Linked DNA regions of Mus musculus: region 2 is linked to region 1. A link is a loop called in an ENCODE intact Hi-C map of the cell type or tissue named here. Cell type or tissue: gastrocnemius. All regions are shown on one strand. Each heading gives the region's core, and the rest is flanking DNA. Links, peaks and the distances in the headings are about the cores only.

Region 1 (9,945 bases), core at 4,954-7,453:
CTTTAGCTCTGTGGCCTCGTACAAAGCTAGTTAACAGTTAGAGGCTCCTGAGTCCACTTCTCCAACACAAGAGTTCTTGTTGACTGTTGTTACAGGCTATTTGACCCTGTTTCTAGTCAGCCCTTAGTACACATCTTTAATTCCTCTGGCTAGAATTCAGATACACCCTTAGTACTCATCTTTAATCCCAAATAATGAAGGTAAGTTAGCAGAAGGAAGCACAGATGTTTAAAAGTGATGTCTAACTGAGTGGTAGAAAAAGTGACAAATCAAAGACAGATTTGAGAGAAGAGGATCTGCCCAACTCTCATGAGAGGCGAGAGGAAAGGGGAGGTACTTATGGGGCAAGACAGACAGTACAGGAGAAGAGAGTCCAGTACAGGAAAACAGTAGAGTCTGTGGAAAGCTGGACAGTAGAAGGGGAGAGTAGAGCAGCACAGAGCGGGGGAAGGAGGCAGTTTTGCCAGCAGAGTTTTAATGAGATGGGCTGAAGAGAGAATAAGCTACACAAAGGTGAAGGCAGAACAAGCCAGAGAGTGAGAGGGAGCCAGAAGATTAGAACAGATTGCTAGAGTTAGTCTGAGGCCGAGCAGAAGCCAAGAGAAAAGCCAGATTGAGGCAGGCAGCTGAGAGAGGAAGTTGATCCAGAACAGCTGAGTTGAACAAGCCAGAAAGTACAAGAGAGGGTGAGTAATATTCAGTAGCAAGTCTCAGAGGCTGCAAACATTCTAGGCCTACCTAGATTAGAGTGTATGGAGGCTAGAAGCTTCCAGGACTAGGCCTAGGTTAGCAGTAAGCCTCAGAGATGACAGTTACCTCAAGCAAATAAAAGCCACTCTTATTGCCTTCTTTATCCTTTTCCATTCTCCTTCTGTATGCCCTCACACATGCCTTCTCAGTGTCAGGATCTGCACCTGGCTTATCTCATTCTTTAAAAAAAGAAACCTCTGCATGATACTGGTACAGCGACAGACAAGTAGACCAATGGAACAGAATTGAAGACCCAGAGATGAACCCACACACCTATGGTCACTTGATCTTTGACAAGTGAGCTAAATCCATCCAGTGGAAAAAAGACATCATTTTCAATAAATGGTGCTGGCACAACTGGCGGTTATCATGTAGAAGAATGCGAATTGATCCATTCCTATCTCCTTGTACTAAGGTCAAATCTAAGTAGATTAAGGAACTCCACAAAAAAACAGAGACACTGAAACTTATAGAGGAGAAAGTAGGGAAAAGCCTCGAAGATATGGGTACAGGGGAAAAATTCCTGAATAGAACAGCAATGGCTTGTGCTGTAGGATCGAGAATTGACAAATGGGATCTCATAAAGTTGCAAAGCTTCTGCAAGGCAAAAGACACCGTCAATAAGACAAAAAGGCCACCAACAGATTGGGAAAGGATCTTTACCTATCCCAAATCGGATAGGGGACTAATATCCAATATATATAAAGAACTCAAGAAGGTGGACTCCAGAAAATCAAATAACCCCATTAAAAAATGGGGCTCAGAGCTGAACAAAGAATTCTCACCTGAGGAATATCGAATGGCAGAGAAGTACCTGAAAAAATGTTCAACATCCTTAATCATCAGGGAAATGCAACTCAAAACAACCCTGAGATTCCACCTCACACCAGTCAGAATGGCTAAGATCAAAAATTCAGGTGACAGCAGATGCTGGCGAGGATGTGGAGAAAGAGGAACACTCCTCCATTGTTGGTGGGATTGTAAGCTTGTACAACCACTCTGGAAATCAGTCTGGCGGGTCCTCAGAAAATTGGACATAGTACTATCGGAAGATCCCGAAATACCTCTCCTGGGCATATATCCAGATGTCCCAACTGGTAAGAAGGACACATGCTCCACTATGTTCATAGCAGCCTTATTTATAATAGCCAGAAGCTGGAAAGAACCCAGATGCCCCTCAACGGAGGAATGGATACAGAAAATGTGGTACATTTACACAATGGAGTATACTCAGCTATTAAAAAGAATGAATTTTTGAAATTCCTAGGCAAATGGATGGACCTGGAGGGCATCATCCTGAGTGAGGTAACACAATCACAAAGGAACTCACACAATATGTACTCACTGATAAGTGGATATTAGCCCAGAAACTTAGGATACCCAAGATATAAGATACAATTTGCTAAACGCATGAAACCCAAAAAGAACGAAGACCAAAGTGTGGACACTTTGCCCCTTCTTAGAATTGGGAACAAAACACCCATGGAAGGAGTTACAGAGACAAAGTTTGGAGCTGAGACAAAAGGATGGACCATCTAGAGACTGCCATAACCAGGGATCCACCCCATAATCAGCTTCCAAATGCTGACACCATTGCATACACTAGCAAGATTTTGCTGAAAGGACCCAGATAGAGCTGTCTCTTGAGAGACTATGCTGAGGCCTAGCAAACACAGAAGTAGATGCTCACAGTCAGCTATTGGATGGATCACACGGTCCCCAATGGAGGAGCTAGAGAAAGTACCCAAGGAGCTAAAGGGATCTGCAACCCTATAGGTGGAACAACATTATGAACTAACCAGTACCCCGGAGCTCTTGACTCTAGCTGCATATGTATCAAAAGATGGCCTAGTCGGCCATCACTGGAAAGAGAGGCCCATTGGACACACAAACTTTATATGCCCCAGTACAGGGGAACGCCAGGGCCAAAAAGGGGGAGTGGGTGGGTAGGGGAGTGGGGGGTGGGTATGGGGGACTTTTGGGATAGCATTGGAAATGTAAATGAGGAAAATACCTAATTAAAAAAAAAAAAAAAACCTCGAAGAGAACGCTTATGAGAACCTGAAACCCAGGGGGGAAATGACTCCCCCAAAGAGTGATAGCAAGTGGGATCCAAATCAACTGAGGACTGTCCGCTTTCCACTGCTGCATGCAGCCATCCAACTAGGAAGATACGAGGGCTGCCATCTAAACCTCTGAATTATCATCAGTCTGAATGTCCGGTATCTCTATCACTTTCCAGTCAGTCTTTAAACATACTACCTCATTGAAACATTCCATTTCTTGCTCCTGAACCCCAGTTTCTTTGTCTACATACAGGGATAGAACCACTGACCATTCCGTGTTATGGCAAAGATGAGAAAGACAAAGGATGAGTATCCGCCCTTCCAATCAAGATTTTCTTCACCGCTTTGCAGGTTATTATCATCCAACGGAACCAAATCCCTGGCCCTCAGATAGTAAAGACAATGAGAATCAAGGCCTTCATAAAGGAATACATGGTTGGTGGGAATAACAGAGCATACGACTAGCCAATTTCATGTGTAGGCAAATATTGAGAAGAGATTCACATACATCCACACTCACACTTGCGTGATTATTAAGAGCAACATTATTCATGACTGTCCAAAATGGAAGGATCCCAAATGCTGTCAACTGACAACATATAAGCATTATATCCACAAAATGGCAAACCACTCTCTGAAAACACCATGCTAAGTAAAAGAAGCCAGACTTCAGAGACCACACATCCTAAATGGTTCCATTTCTATGAATATCTGCAACAGCCAAACTTGGAGACAAAGCAGTAAGGGATAACCCAAGGCTGGAAGGACAAAGAGCCAAGAGTAATGGTTAAAGGATAAGGGTTTCCTTTTAGGAATGATACAGGCATTCTGCAACTGACTATGGTGAAGGTTATATAATTCTAAAACAGTTGTCATACAAACTTTAAGTGGGTGAACTGAATGGTTTATGAATTGTAACTGAAGAAAATTAACTTTAAAAAAAAATTAGGTTGAACCACTCCCTTATAACCAGAAATTGAGCAAAATATTTGTTCAACATGGTTCTCTTTCTCTCTCTCTCCGTCCCTTTCCCTCTCCCTCTCTCTCTCTCTGTGTGTGTGTGTGTGTGTGTGTGCATGTGTTTGTGTTTGCATGTGAGCGCGTGCACACATGCACCTTGGAGGGAATGCTGCATTCACTGGGACCGCTGGGTAGACTGGGTGAGAAGATGGCATTGAGCTAACAGGCAGCAGCATTTGAAATGAGTCGAACTGAGGACGGCTGGATAATTCTGTAGGTGCAGGTAGAAGGGATGAGCTGATGGGGTGGTTTATGTTTTCAGAAGAAAGCACTCAAGGATGGATCTTACAAGATGAATTTACAATAAATATTACAATAAATACAGCTTGAGCTTACCTCCTTCATAAACCGTTCAAATTCTTCATCAAGGTCTACTTTGAAATAGTGAGCCATGGTTAGTAATTTTCACGTCACAAAGCAAGTATCTTAAAATTATTCACAGCATTGGAAACACTAAATGACAGAAACAGATGGAAAAATAAACACCTCTGGAGGAAAACAATCATTAAACATCATTAAAACAACACTACTTTAAACTTCAACTTCTCAAGACAGTTTTATATATGTACACACATATATATGATGTAACTTGACAGTTATATTGCAATTACGAGACACCATTGGAGGTCTAATTCATTGAAGCTAACTGACTTGGGAAAGTAGCTTATGAAGTATGTCTTCTCAAGGTTGATCATTACATTTCATCCAGTCGCTAAGAGGTGGGCTCCAGGATCTTTTCCACTGTATATGTATTTGTCTCTGCTAATACCTCTCAGAATCCAGGTCCTCACAGAGAATATTAAAAAAAAAAAAATTAAAAGAGCAGGAGTGGAAAGACTAATATTTTTTCTTGTAAAGCACAGTATACAGGTTGTGCTTCCGGATTCACGTATTTTCAAATTAAGGGTTTTGCAAAATAGACTTTCTATAATCAGGATTTTTTTCCAGACATAAACTAAGTGAATTTATAAGACTCAGAATATAATAAAGAATTTAGTGGTGCATCCCAGAGATTTCTACACTTAGGAGACAGACAGCTCTTTAGTTGGGAGGTTAGCCTGAGTTACAAGCCTGAATTTCAGGTTAGTCTGAGCTATATAGTGCAATCCTGTCTTAAAACATCCCCAACGAGCACAGAATACCCTTGGAAGTTAATGACACACATTAACTACTATTTATGTTTCTCTTGAAGCAAAGGCAGGCTAAAAGAAACAATGCCGCGAGCACCTTTAATGGGATCTAGTCAAGTTGTCTCAAAGCTGGACTTCAGCTAGGAGAGGCCATCTTCAGATCTGTCCTAAACCTTTGGATTTAACTCTTTAGGGCAACACGAACAAACGCTAGTTTTCTTTTCTAAGGGACGGCAGCAGGTTTGCCCACCATCTTTCAGTGGAATACTTAGTGCTTTTATTTGCATTTTCGACTAAGAGGTCTTAGGGTCAGGATGAGGAGTTGGACAAACAGGTTAGTCAGAGGCAAACCCCACGAAAGGGCCCTCAGCTCAGTCCAGGCTGCAGGAAGCGCAGATTTGGGGGCTAGCTCGAAGCAAAGACTTGGAGTCCCGACAGAGGAGCGGAGTAATGCGCAAAACAAAGTTCGGAGACCCTGCCTGAGGTACAACCTGGAAACAACAACAGGGTCGCAGACAGCCACAACGCCTCACCTACCTGCTCCTGGGAGCCCGCGCTCTCCCGGAAAGTCCCGGCGAGCGGGCTGTTGTCAGGGCAACAGACCCCTACAGGCGGGCTCCCGGGTGTCACGTGATCCTGCCTGCCACGTGACCCAGGGAGCAGCCAGACAAGCTGTCAGTCTTCTGGTGACTCTCAAATAAAGATTGGAACCTTCACGGCTCTGCAGGATGTGGCGGCCGTAAGGGACGTGGGCGCGGCAGCAGTGTGCACATCCCGCTTTCTCTTACTCCCGGAAATCCCGAGCTCAGCTAGCCGGCCGGGAAGACCCAGGCGCAAGCGCACCATCTAGAGCCAGCGCGTGGCTTTCTGGGAGTTGTAGTTTAGTCCCTTTGTGCTCGTCCTTCCGCAGCGAGCTGCTCTTCTTTCCAGCCTTTCCCACCCTTTTCATTTGAAGGCTACTGTCCAGGTTGAAAGTTTTAAAAACGGTGTAAGAGGGTTGATTTCCTTCAAGTAATAAGCCTTGTGTGGGTGTTATGAGAAAAGTACAAATGCATTAGAAATAATTCCGGTGTTAGAAGAGATGTCCGCCACCCAGTGGACAAGCATTTGAAAATACACAATACCAAGATTCTCAGTGAGAGCCTTGCACTAGTTCAGCAGCTCTGGTTTTTCTGGTATCCTGCTTTTCAAAGCTCTCTTCTGCAGTGGTTTGCTTGAGTTTTTATTTTATTTTACTTTTTTACCCGCTCTCTCTCTCCTCTTTCTTTCGCTCTCTGGATACGTATACACAGGCACACCAAATCAGAAGACAACATTTTGGAATGAAAGTAAAATCTTCAAACAGTAAAGGTCTTTGCCTCTGGTATACATAGTTCTGTACCTCCTTTCTGGCCTGAACTTTTCACTCAACAATGCATATTGACATCTGAGTGTGTACAAGCCAGAAACTATCCGATTAAAATGCAATAATAGAGACCTGTTTTAAGCTACCATTTTAAGCTTGGTGAGAGCATTATGTACATTATTTAAATTTTACAATTTACAAGTCAACTTAATTCAGCTTATGGCTTTTCTTTTAGTACATACTGAATTGAGCACATTCCATGCCCTATAGACGTGGGTTCCGTGAAGCAGACAAGTAGCCCAGACAACTGTTAAAGGAGTGCGGCAAGAAGAGCTATGGTGGCTAGTCATGTACACAAGCTGAGAAAGTTGGGGGATTTTTTTCCACTTGAGGTCTCATTTCAGTCTCACTCACCATAGTTATTTTTTACCATCAACTTGTTAGGGTCCAAGATCTTGGGAGAATGATACCCTAAACTAAGTAGTATGCAAAAGCAAAGAATGTTTATTCAGCAGAATTTCCTGCAAGGAGGGGTCTCCTCATTCAGGAATGGACACATGTAGTGAGTGGGCTTGCAGGCCTAGCTTTTATATTTGTCAGTTAGGGGAATTCCAGGGAGGAATTTGTGCCATTTTGCCTTGATTGGTTAGCTCTATCTCTAGAAGTTTGACTGATTCTACAATTGGTTAGGGCTCTGGAGACTTCCCAGGTTTGGGGTGGGGAGGGATCTCTTATCCATTCTAGATACCTATTCTTACTTCAGGCCAGATGACAAGGTGTCCACAGATTGGCTGCCTGTGGCTTGGTTTGCTGACCACAGGTTCCTGGACTTAGGGTCTCATTTCTGGGAAACAGAAAGTTAGGCCTCGTCTCCCAAACTGTTAGTTTATTTTCACCTTATCCATCTTTCGTTAGATTTTCCAATTCAGCTTTACCCGCACCAGACTACTAAAACAATTCTTGGTGGGGGTTGCTAATTTTCTCATAGGGTGTTGCAAGATTGTAGAAAACAAATTTCTATGACATAACCTTAGTTAATATGAAAACCCTATTTGTGCTTGTTCTAGATTTCCCTTTGAGCTCTAGTGTTCTCTTACGCGCGTTTGCGACCGGCCAGGAAAGACGCAACAAGCCAGAATCTTCTGCGGCAAAGCTTTATTGCTTACTCAGGAGCAAGAGAGGAAGAGCGCGGCAGAGAGAGGCAGAGAGGAAGAGAGAGAGAGACGCAGAGAGAGGCAGAGAGAGGGGCAGAGAGAGAGAGGCAGAGAGCAGAGGAAGAGAGCAGAGGAAAAGACGAAGAGAAAGAGACAAAGAGACGAAGAGACGAAGAGAGGGAGTGCCAGAACCCCGTCCCTTTTAAGGAGAATTATCCTCCACCTAGGACGTGTCACTCCCTGATTGGCTGCAGCCCATCGGCCTAGTTGTCATCACGAGAAAGGCAGAGCACATGGCGGGAAAACTGCCCCTGCACATGTGCAGATTATTTACTACTTAGAACACAGCTGTCAGCGCCATCTTATAATGGCAAATGTGAGTGCGGCTCCCCACAGTGTTCTATGTATGATAACCTAATTCATATATATTCACATAATACCCTAGAAACATCTCTCTGTAGACCAAGCTGGCCTCCAACTCAGAGATCCATATGCCTCTACCTCTTCAGTGCATGCACTATGCCCACCACACACTAGAGCCATCTCTAAAGTAATAGAAGCCTTGCGTTTTTGCTTGTGTGTATGCATGTGTGTGAGAACACCTGAGTGTGCATGTATATGGAGGTCATAGGTTGACGATTGGATGTCTTCTTCAACTGTTTTCTACCTAATCCATTAAGGCAAGGTCTCTCACTAGAGCCCAGCGCTTACGATTGACTAGTCTAGCTATCCAGCTTGCTCTGAGGATCCCCTGTCTCTGCCCTGAATGCTCTGATTACAGCCATCTATTACTCCCCACCTAGCTTTTACATAGTGCTGTGGATCTTAACTCTGGTCCTCATTCTTGCACCACAAACACGTTACCCACTGAGCCATTCCTTTCAGCCACAGAAGCCTTGATTTTATTCTTTTCATATACTTATTTCTCTAATTCTCATGTGACATAGCAATTACTTGACATAAATCTTGCAGTTTTCTCTTCCCTATATGTACTCAATCATGCCAAACTACCTTTGAAATGTGTCTTCCTTCAATTCACTTCTCTAAATCTTAAGTGCTGATGTTTTGACCCACAACATTATTTCCTGAACTACTTCCCTAACCTCCTGCTTTTTCACTTGTTCCCCCTAGCATACTGTCTATACAATGACATTGTCTATATAAGAGGTCATTATTTGACAACATAAACTAGGTTAGTTCATTATTTAGGATCCTTCAAAGAATTCTTGCTAGATCAGGCATAGCGGTAGAAGAGACCATGTGACACAGTTGCTACCCCTGGAGCAGAGCCGGCAGGATGTGGGGCTCCTGGAGTGCTGATGGTTGCTGTAGGTGTAAGGTTTGTTTGCATAATAATAATATATATATATTCTCATACTTACACACACACACACACACACACATATGTATATGTATATGTATATATTTCATGTTCCTTCTTTGGGAATGTCCTTGCCAAGGTTATCAGGGACTGTTCTCTCTGCCAAGGTTAATGACTCCATGATAATCAGAAACAGCACAATTCCAGGAGGTGAAGGTGTGTTTGGTGTTTCTCAGCAGTTTGGTGGCTATGACTTTCAGGACAGCCCTTAAGTCTATGGGAAAGAACCCTGAAAACATGAGTTCAAGAATACATCAATCACTGTGAGAACTGGTTTTTTTTTTTTTACAGGATTTCTCAACTACAAAAATATAAGGATGCAATTATGAATTGTACAAGGGGCTTCATAGACTTGAAAGAACAGAGGCAGCTACACTAATGAGCCAGCTTAGAAAGATAGTAAGGAAGGAGACATGATTGGTCAATAGAGGGGAAAAAACCTGGATCATTGAAAGGCAAAGGAATAGCTTAAAAAACAAGAGCTTGCTAAACTAAAAAAACAAAATGTATGATTCAAGTAAAGAAGCTCCAGAAAGTGAAATGGAGCTGAATCCTGTGTTCACAGAGACAAACAGATTTAGGTAGTTGTGATCCCAGGCAAGATCCCACCCAGCTACACTTATTGTTTGTGTTTGCAGTTGAAGACGGAATGGTTTCGATTTTTAATCTGGAATGAACTACAATCCAGAAATGATCCAGATCTTGAGACTGGAAGACACAGGCTTTTGTTCTGGGTCTTGAGGAATAGTGACCATGAAAAACTTGGGCCTAGGCATGGTGGTACACTCCTTTAATCAGGAGACAAAGGCAAGCAGATTTCTGAGTTCAAGGCCAGCCTGGGACAGAATAAGTTTTAGGGGAAGAAAAGCTTAGGTCCAGGCATGGTGGTACACACCTTTAATCTCACCATTCAGGAGAAAGAGCCACGTAGATCTCTGAGTTCAGGGTCTGTCTAATAGAACAATGGGGCCATGTTCCACCTATAGAAAGCAGTGAATGCAGCTTTGGCCATGTGGCTCTGTCTTTAGAGTCAAAGGGGCTAAGGTCAGAGAATGCTGATTCATGGAATAATCAAGAGGGTACCTGGGGAAAACGATTG
Region 2 (9,945 bases), core at 3,723-6,222, 230 kb before region 1:
ACCTACCAATGCTAAAGTAATTGCGGGACACAGGGCAAGCAAGTGATAAGTGGAATTGAGTTTACAGTGGTCACGTTTTATTTTTACGTGTCTGAGTATTTTGCCTGCTTGCATATGTGTTTGTACCATGTGCATGCCTTGTGTCCACAGAGGTTAAAAGAGGGAGTAGGATCCCCTGGAACCGGAGTTGCTAATGGTTATAAGCTGTTATGTGGATGCTGGGACCAGAACCCGGGTCCCAGGAAGAACAGCCACTGTTTTGAACCACTAAGCCATCTCTCTAGCCTTACTTTGATTAGTTTTGAAGTGAGGTCAGGGCATGAAATATGTTACTTTTAAAGGGTTGGGGAAAGCTTAGAAAGGGTGTGGTATAAGTTAGTTATGGTCACTATTGATGAGTCTCCAAGGGTCAGATGCGGAAAAGAGATAGCTGGTTTTGGGGCAGTGTGGTTCCTGCTGGAGCTCCAGGGACCGGGAACTTGGATGTGTGTAGCTGCAGTGGTGTCTGCAAGGTAGTAAAAGGCCAGAGCTTATAGACAGACCTCCATACAGAGGTACAGAGTTTTGTCTAGAAACCCATGGGCTTTACTCTGTAGGATGTGTTGATGGTTATAGATTTTAGCCGTGAGAATGGTTTGATCAGATCATTGTTTCATAAAATCAGTTATGGACTGAAGTAAAGACTCAAAGCAAAATTGGAAGTAGTTACAAATAAGATTCTAAGGAGAGCTTTTCAAGGAAGTCAGGAAAGGAGGCGGGACTTAGTGGATGTAGGAAATACTTAGGAGACAAAGCAGGGCTTTATAATGAATGTACTGGCAGGGTGGGCGAAGAACAGCTAAAAAGCCAGAATGCCTCCCATATTTGTGGCTGCTGACCAGGTGAGTGCTGCTCTGTGAGGCTGCAGATGTGGGGAATGGGGAAATGGATCTGAATTGTTGTTCATTGCATTCCCTATGCTTTAGGGCATCCAAGCAGTGCAATTAGGGAGAGGGTTGTATGTAAGTCAGGAGACAGGCTGCACACCTTCACTGAAAGCACTGGGGTGAGGTCTGTGAGTATGAAAGGCTGGGGAATCTCACGGCAGTGGGTGAGGTCATCCGGAGGAAGTACATACAGAAGTGGTGAGAGTTCTCAAGGAAGGCCCAGAGGAAGGGCAAGCTTCCACCTGGTAATGGAATACAGGAAGGCCTCGGAGGAGACTAAAGAATCATACCGGGGAACTCAGAGATGAAGAAGTGTCCACAGTGAGACATTCTGACCACTCGTTATGATACCAACGGAACATTGGGGGTGAGGGGATTGGCCATTCCAATTACACATTAGAAAATACCTTGGTAATTTGGTAAACAATTGCTTTCTCTACTGAACAATTTAGTTGTGGGTTTTTTTTAAGTTATTTTTTTATTCATTTCTATCTTGACTTGTAATGTGTGTCTTATGCTTTTTGTTCTGTGGTCACCTCTTTGCGGATAGGATGCATGGTTTATTCTGTTTGTTTGGTAGAGTATGTTGGCACAAGAGCTCACTGCCACATCTATTGTATACATAATTGATAGCTACTTGTTTAAGTATCCAGATTATATGCTTTTAATGTGTTTTACTAGAAGTATATGTAAACTCTGTTGCCTAATTTTCTGAACACACTTTTAAAATTGAGCACACTGAACACAATATAATCTTTCCTTGGTTAGAGTCAATTATATGTAGACAGAGTTCTTTGCCCTATACTAAACTGACTTCAGGATAGTTGTTAACTCAGCCTTACCTATTTTTTCTCTTTATATGATAAATAAAATAAGGTCACTAGGCCAGATGAACAATGGTCAAATTTTAAAATTCTGAGATAATGATGCTTACAAGCAAATTAATTGTATAAAACCTGTATCATTCTTTCTCAATGCATTGATATAGTGTTCCCAGATTGATTGGATGGGAGAGGAGATGAATTGGAAATAAAGGTTGGTGTTAGAGCAGCTTTCCCACCTAGCAAGTTGTGAAGGCATAGACCTTAAAGCTTTTATATATCTGATCAATATCTGATCAAGCATATGGGCTGTATCTGTAACTAAGGGCTTCGTTTCTGCTGGACAGTGAGACCTGAAACCTGTTCAGAGTGCAGACATTCTACCCTCTTTGTCTAGTTGGCTATCATCCACGTGTGTGATGGAAGGGTGGGATTTATTTGCCTTCTAGAGAAATTTAGAGAGTGTAAGTCTAACTTTCTGCATTTCATAAGAATAAGCATGTAAATAGACATGAAATAAGATAAGCATTGATTTTTCTGCTTATAGAGTGTGAGTCAGTTTTTAAATATCAATTTTATCTTGGCTAGAGATGGCGAAAAGTCAACCATTTATTTGTTCACTGGCAAGCAGACTCCATGGAAACTGTAACAGTAGCAGCTTTAAACTCTGTCTCCAAAATGTGTAAACTAATTATTAAGCAGAGAGAGCTTGTTGAAATCAATTGTTTGGTGACAATTAGGACCCCAAGTGTGAAAACATATGGATAGCATGTTGTCTGCTTCTTTCAGGCTATTCTGGCCCAAGTCCAAGTGTTACGACTACTTATATCAAGAAGCAGAAACTCTTCTGAAAAATTTCCCAATTCAAGCTACAATTTCGTTTTATGAAGATTCTGATAGTGAAGATGAAATAGAGGGGCTGGCCTGTGAAAATCAATCTAATTAGTTACTTCTGTTGACAATTTGAATTTTGTATATAAATGTACCATAAACTTTTAAAACTAATTTATTTGTATATACATTATTAATAAAACATTTTGTAATAATTACAGTATTTGGAATCCTCTTTGTCCCTACACTAGAATTAAATGTTGGGATTTTAAGATAGACATCATGTACAAATGTCCTGATTGTGTTATAAATATTTGTGATTCACAAAGAATACTTCTGGTTTTTTTTTTATTAAATCACAAATTTATCTTTAGTTATAATTTTTCAAGGAACTATTTGGTTTTTTTAAAAGACCGGCTCTTGTAATGTCTGGTGTTTTCTGCTGATCTCAATTGGATGTTTAGTTACAGATGATATAATCTTGGCAGTTAGTGAGGAAAACTGGGTGCTGCTACTATTCTCACGGATATTAGTATTTGTTTGCTTGCTCATAGGGAAATGCTTTAAGTAATTATAGTTGAGAAAGAAAAACAATCTTGGGTCACTTAAATCTTAAGGACTGTAATTAAGTATGGAGTAGTGTGACTCTCACTCTGATATTCTCCTGTTGTCTTTAATCTGGTGTTCAGTACTTTCTGTATATGTTGAAGGATTCCTATAATTAAAAAAAAAAGGTTTAAATTTGAATGATTTGTACAGAGTCTAAAAACGGTGAGAACATGAAGTTGCTCTCTTTTCTTTTGTCCTGGATAAAGCTAAGATTTGGAAGACATAAAATTCAACATTATCCACTTTCCTTTTGCTTTAGTTTCCCGCTCACAATATTCTCATATAAACATCTTCTTCTGGGGAGTAAAATAAATCCTCAGTGACTGATTTTTCTTACATAGGCATCACAGAAGAAAACTTATTCCATACTTTAATGAGATGGACGATGGACTTGCATGGTTAGGGTGACACAGTAGATTATGCTCATGAAGTCCTTTTAGTTTTTATATAATCACCTGCTCAGCAGTTCAGGTGCAAACAAACATATTTTATTAATCTATAATCTGAGCTACTTGTGAGGATGAGGCAGGAGAACTGCAAGTTCAATGCTTGTCTGACAATATACCAAAAATATTTTCCTGCAGTATTCCAGAATAAAAATGGGTAGAGGTGGAGATGAGAGGTAATTAGCTAGCTAAGAAATGTCCCGTGCTTGAATGACTAAGCATATCCACAGACTCTCTCATAATATTAAACCACATTATCACAACTTTGACTCCCAGGGACTCTGGAAACTACATAGCTGGAGTAAATGATGTGTCCAGAATCAGAAAAAATTAGAACCCCACAGAGAATGGGATGGGTTATTTAGAACTACTCTTTGGGAAAATGTTCTCTTTCTATTGGATTCCACCCTGTGGATCTGTGTATTTTCCTAGCAAAAAGAAAAAGCCAATGTATCACTAACATGGACCCACAGTGTTAGGAATTTCTCTTGTTAACAAATCAGGATAGTATAAGGTGGCCTGTCTTTTGTTACATGCCTATTAATATATACAGTATATGGTTTAGATATAGCCATTTATTTCTTACAGAAACCCAAGCCTATACAGACAAAATGTTCCTTTAATAAAAAGTAGCGTGCATAGGCCATTAAATACAAGGATGACACCAAAACCAAATCACTCTATTTAGGAGTGAGCTACTTGTAGATTTCAGGGAAAGTGAAGAGTTATGGGAGGAGGAAGAATGTGTGAGTGTATGGATAGAGAAGGTCTTCTGGAAACGTCGTCTGGAAACGTCTTTTACTCGTTTTCCAGACTGGTTCCCCAAACGTGACGTTTCTTAACCCACAGCAGAGGCTGCTTGAGTTCGGCTTCTTAGCTCATGAAACTGTGAAGTCCTCTTTCCTAGAGCTTAGTATTTTACAGGAGAGAACTATTCAGCAGTCTGAACGTTTTGATAGTGTTGTTTTCTTTCATATTTCAATTGTTGTTTATCAAGAGACAGGCACTGGTCTTCTTGTTCTACCAGAAATAACCCTCGGCCTCTATCAGCACCAGGGCTGGGGAACAGCTTCACTCTCTGATCTTTCAGCAGAAAGCTGTCATTTCCTTGTGGTGCTGAAGTTTAGGACCAAAGAGTAACTGAGCATGCGCTGCCCTGCCCCCAACCCCCGCACAGCCACCCCTTCCCAAGCCGGGCGACCGGGCTCACAGAGTGAGTGAGCCTTTCCTCTGACTCCGCCCCCGCCCCGCCTCTCGTGAGCGTGATTGCGTCACGACGCGCCTGACCCCTGGCGACCCCGGAAGTGGGTCGGGGGCTTGGCCTCGGCCGGGCCAAGGAGCCCGCACGGACGGTGGTGGGCGCTGGGGTCCCACCAGGGCAGCCTGTCCGGTGGCGGAGCCCGGATGCGGCCCGAGCCGGGGGCCCAGGATGCTGAACGTCCCTTCCCAGGCTTTCCCGGCCCCCGGCTCCCAGCAGCGCGTCTCCTCCCAGGGGCGCAGCAAGGTAAGTGGCGACGCCGTTCGTTCGACTACTAACTCAAACGCCCTAAGTGTGTTTGAGCTGCTGAAGTTGGCCGCGGTAAGTCCACTCGGCACCCCGCTTCCGGCATGGTTGCATTTCTGTCTCAAGCTGTCCTCTCCAGTCTTTTGTTCTTTACGGTCAAAGATCCAGGCTGAGCAGTGGCGGTGGCTAGGGATGATTGGAGTCTGCAAACCTGCCGTCAGATTTAGTGCCACCTCTTCAAGTCGCACTCCTCTGTGTATACGGTAGCCAGTGGTTCCAGCACTGCCTCATCTGTAGACACCCCTGGTTGATTTTGAATCTGGTACCATGCTCTTGTCTATTTGTTGAATATGGTTACTGTCAGCAGCAGGTGGAAATACAGATATATAGTTGCAAAATTCAGTACAAATTGTGTAGTGTATTCATTGCAAGGCGAATGCTCTTATGTTATTTTGCTAGTTCCTTATTCTGTAACCACATCTTGGTATTTTCTTTTGAGACTTCTGTCTTCTTGGGCTACTCGATTCCTTTCTCGAGTTTTATTTTATATGACTTTGAGACTTTCCATTCTTCTCCACTTAGATCTGAGGTTTTGCCCTTAGATCAGAAAAGGAATTGAGGTTTTCATTTATTTTTCAGAAATGTCTGTCCCCAGCTTTAATCATACATAGCACTAAGATGTTTTGTGGGCTCACTGATGGCCATGTGTATCTGGAGTCCTTTTCCTTTGCCCATTGAATCTTCACAGTTACCCTGAAGCTAGGGACGTTTACTATCTTCATTCTTGGTAAAAAGAAATAGGTTGATGAAAGTCTGCTATCAGTCACGTAAGCTTGTGATTATGACATTTCCTTCATTGCTGTGTGTGCGCCTCTGCTCACCAGCCATCAACTGGGTATCTTGCTCTCTCTTTAAGCTAAGTGCTTGGCTCCATAGTCTAAGGTTGCCCTTTGTAGAATGAGAACGTCAGTAACTGACTTTCTTCATTAAAATGGCTATGTTCTCAGCATTCATTTAAAGGAGAAAACTTCTAGGCAAAGACAGCAAGTTCCTTAGATGCGATAGCAGAAGTAAGTTTTGTTGTCCCCAAAGAGGGCAAAGTAAGATCTTTGTGTAATTTAATAGGACCCTCAGGTAGGATTAATTTCTTTGTTATGAAATGAGACAATCTCGAACCCTTGAGAGGCAGAGTTAGGACTGCATAAAACAATGAAACAGTCAGATAAAGTTTTCAAAAATGGAACTCAGCCAGATAGGCTGATTGTTAAATTGTTAAAAGTCTAGAACTTTGGAGTAGGAAAGAGATGTCTTTCCAAGACCCACTACTTCATCGCAGTCACATTCTGGCTCAGGTGTATGTACGCGTGACCAGTTGTTGTTGTTGTTGTCTTGTTCATAGGCCTGAGATGAGACTTTTCCATAGCACAGCATTGCTACGCACTCAGCAGATATTCCTTACCTTACGCCCTTTATTCAAATCTCACCAATTTGAATCTTACACAGAGACAGATTCCTTATGCAATAGCTGTTCAGTGTTTATTGAGAAACTGTAATGTCCTACATATGCTAAGGCATTTGATCATGGGGTTCCCAGTTGATGGTGCTGTCTCGGGATGTTATGAAACCTTGGCTTTATTGGAAACAGTATGTCACTTTGAGCAGGCTTTAAGGGTTTACAGCTTCACCTATTTTCAGTTTGTTCTGTGTGCAGTTGCTATATGATTAATCAGCTTCCTGCTCTGGGTACCTGATGCCACACCTGCCTCGCCATTATGGAATCCCCTTGTGGAACCATAAGCCAAAATAAACTCTTTGTTCTATAAGTTGACTTTGGTCATGGTGTTTTATCATAGCAGCAAAAGGAAACTTAGACAATATGGTGTGTTGAAGGGTGGTCTCTGATACTAAAACAGTATGGTGTGTTGAAGGGTGGTCTCTGATACTAAGACAGTGTGGTGTGTTGAAGAGTGGTCTCTGATACTAAGACAGTGTGGTGTGTTGAAGGGTGGTCTCTGATACTAAAACAGTATGGTGTGTTGAAGGGTGGTCTCTGATACTAAAACAGTATGGTGTGTTGAAGGGTGGTCTCTGATACTAAGACAGTGTAGTATGTTGAAGGGTGGTCTCTGATTTCAAGGGACTTAGTCTCACAGGCAGCACAGATAAGAAAACAGACAATTATATTCCGTACGTCAGTAGGGTATTAGCACCAAAAAAGAATTAGAGTTAGATTGGAGGAAAATACTATGAGCAAGTGCTTGACACCAGTGGGGAATCTGTGCCCATTAGGCCAGAGCATTTGATAGAAAGTTGTAGAAAGTCAAGGCTAAAACATGGAGCTAGTAATGCAAACTGTGACCAGAGGATCTGATTAACAGTTGAGGAATAAGGAGCCACTGTAGAAGAAAGATTTATGATTTGAGTTGCATTTCCAAAGAATTAATTGCCTTAGGGATTACTGAATGGAGAGAGAACCCAGTGATTTTCTCTGGGATAGGAATTGTTTTTCTCACTTTTTATTCTTTGGGAGGAGTCACCAGAAGAGTTTCACCAATGGTCAAAACAAGAAGGTTGAGTTAGATGATGGAGTGTACCCCAGAGGTCCTGACCTATTTATTTTGGGATAAATGAATGCCTAAATTAGATATGACTCCAGAAAGTGCGTACGCAAGCGTCCTCAAGCGTGAGTGTGTCTGCAGTACCATTCTCCTCATACTTTGGAATGAGCTTCTTGGACAAGAGTGTCCCTCTGCAATACAGGTGCTTGAAATTTCATCCTAACGAATGAATTAAAATGCTAGTGTACCCATGTTAATACACTTAGTACCACTGTAAGAGAATACCCGAGAGTGGATATGGATAAAGGACAGATTTATTTATTAGACGGGGAGTGTTCATATCTGGCCAAGGCCTTATTTATTGCTTTGTTAGAATGTGATGGAAGGCATTACAGGGCAATAAAGAATACAAGAGAACTTCAGTTAATGTAAATTGAAAACAGTTTCAAAGCCATTTTTAATTTACATTAATTCTCAGTACTTAAACACTTCCCAGTGTACCCCACCTTGCAGAACAGGTTTATTAAGTGTGTTTTTTGGGGGGAACACTTTCTGACCATCCAATCTGTCACCTTAAAATCTTGAAAATGTATTTTGTAAAAGAAAACAGAACTCCGAATGTCCTGTTACTAAATCATGTAGGCGGGGTATATATTTTCTGTAAAGGGCACCATTATAAACACTGTAATCTTCCCCAGTTCATAACTTCAGGTCCCATCTTTCCTGTTATCTACAGTCAACTGCATGAGTTGTCTTGTCCTGTGTCTAAGGTGTATGTACTGCCCTGTAGCCATCTGTTTTGTTTCCAGATAGATAGTTGAAAATGGAAGTGCATGTTTTCAAGTAATGGTCCAAGTGTCGGACTAACAATAGTGGAAATTCTTCTATCCAAAGAGAAGCCATGAAATGCTTCCTGTGAGTGGAAATGTCAGAGTTCTTAGTAAGAAAAAAAATCATGCCAAGGTCACTAATACCCACAGTAAAAACAAGTTTCCAAGAGTTGTGAAGGAAAAAAAAATGTATAGGGGTCACCACCATGGGGTGTTTGGTGGTGGCCGTGGTTTCAGGCAATCTCTGAGACGAGTTTAGCTTATCTTAGTGGGATGTCTCTATAGGCGAGCAGTCATCCAGGGGAGGAAGCTGTGGTTGATAGTTTCTACATACGCTGTCAACATTCACACTTAAGACTAGAAAAGGGCTGTACCAATTCCCCTCTCTCCTAGGCCTGGAAGTCCTTGATGTGGCTGTCCTGTGCTCATGTTCGCCCCACACCCTTCCTCATGGTGTTTTCCTGTGCTTGGTATACTTTATCAGTGGGTTTGTCGCAAACACTGTTGCACAGTAATTTCTGATTTTCTGTTTATATTGATAATTCAGAAAGGGAGAATTTAGCCAATCTTTGGCATATCTTCTATCAGATCTCTTGATTGTTAAGGTCACAAATTTTGGTTCAAAATGGCATCAATAACATAATTAGTAACAGAGCTAGGACCTGGACATTCTAAATTCTGACTTTGGGTTCAGTACTGTGTCTATTATTCCTTACTGCCATTATGAAGAAAGTTTGTGAGACAGAATTGCAAAGTCCTATCTCATAGTCGGTATCTTAAATAGTATTTTGTTTAAGATTCTAGGCATCTGAATTTCCTGGACATCTTGAACTAGACAAAAGAGTCCCCTCCCTGTAATAAAAATAAAAAAATAAATCAATTAAAGTTAATCAAAAGTAAGAACTTTGGCTAAAAGTTTTTTTTTAAAGTTAAAGAAAATAAAAGGGAACTCAGGAGGATTGATGGCTGCCAGTTTTGTAACCAGCCTGAGCTGCTCCATGGCAGGACCTTCCCTGTTGAAAATGGCAGATAAAGTAAACTTCTAATGCAGTAGCTCAGCTTCACACACACGAGATGGGAGAAGTTGTAGAATTGTTGGGTTGTAGTTTTGTCATTTTACCCTTTATTTATTTATTTATTTATTTATTTATTTATTTATTTATTTTGAGATGGGATCTTGTTGTGTAGGATTTTTTTTTAAGGCTAATAAAGGATGGATACAGTAGTCCAAAGGCAAATTGACGGAGGAGGAGAGGGAAGCAGCCAACTTAGAACCAGACATAGCTTTTGTTTTCCGTTCTCTAGGTACCTTTAAAACAAGGCAGGAGTCTTATGGATTGGATCCGACTGACCAAGAGTGGAAAGGACTTAACAGGATTGAAGGGCGGGTTAATTGAAGTAACTGAAGAAGAGCTTAAGA

The links. Peaks named below come from ENCODE experiments on the same cell type or tissue, not always from the same donor. Only the 100,000 strongest peaks of a DNase experiment are listed, where the experiment ranks them.
Region 2: a loop joins it to region 1, with 6 times the contacts of the local background. A loop is called at or near these places in 35 of 42 quality-filtered maps.

What each region holds. Positions count from the first base shown.
Region 1 is chr9:87,249,760-87,259,704 of GRCm38, forward strand. It overlaps Cep162 (centrosomal protein 162), which reads right to left and starts at 5,773. Exons shown (of 27, transcript NM_199316.2): 1 at 5,504-5,773; 2 at 4,173-4,289. The coding sequence starts at 4,229. In gastrocnemius, for the core only: a CTCF peak has its summit at 6,051 (motif pointing left); DNase peaks (open chromatin) are centred at 5,618 and 5,778; H3K4me3 peaks cover 1,313 bases; H3K27ac peaks cover 1,467 bases.
Region 2 is chr9:87,017,117-87,027,061 of GRCm38, forward strand. It overlaps Cyb5r4 (cytochrome b5 reductase 4), which reads left to right and starts at 4,913. Exons shown (of 16, transcript NM_024195.2): 1 at 4,913-5,137; 2 at 9,831-9,945. The coding sequence starts at 5,063. Ripply2 (ripply transcriptional repressor 2) reads left to right here. Exons shown (of 4, transcript NM_001037907.2): 4 at 2,537-3,325. The coding sequence ends at 2,693. In gastrocnemius, for the core only: no CTCF peak of the experiment used is centred there; a DNase peak (open chromatin) is centred at 4,872; H3K4me3 peaks cover 2,105 bases; H3K27ac peaks cover 1,487 bases.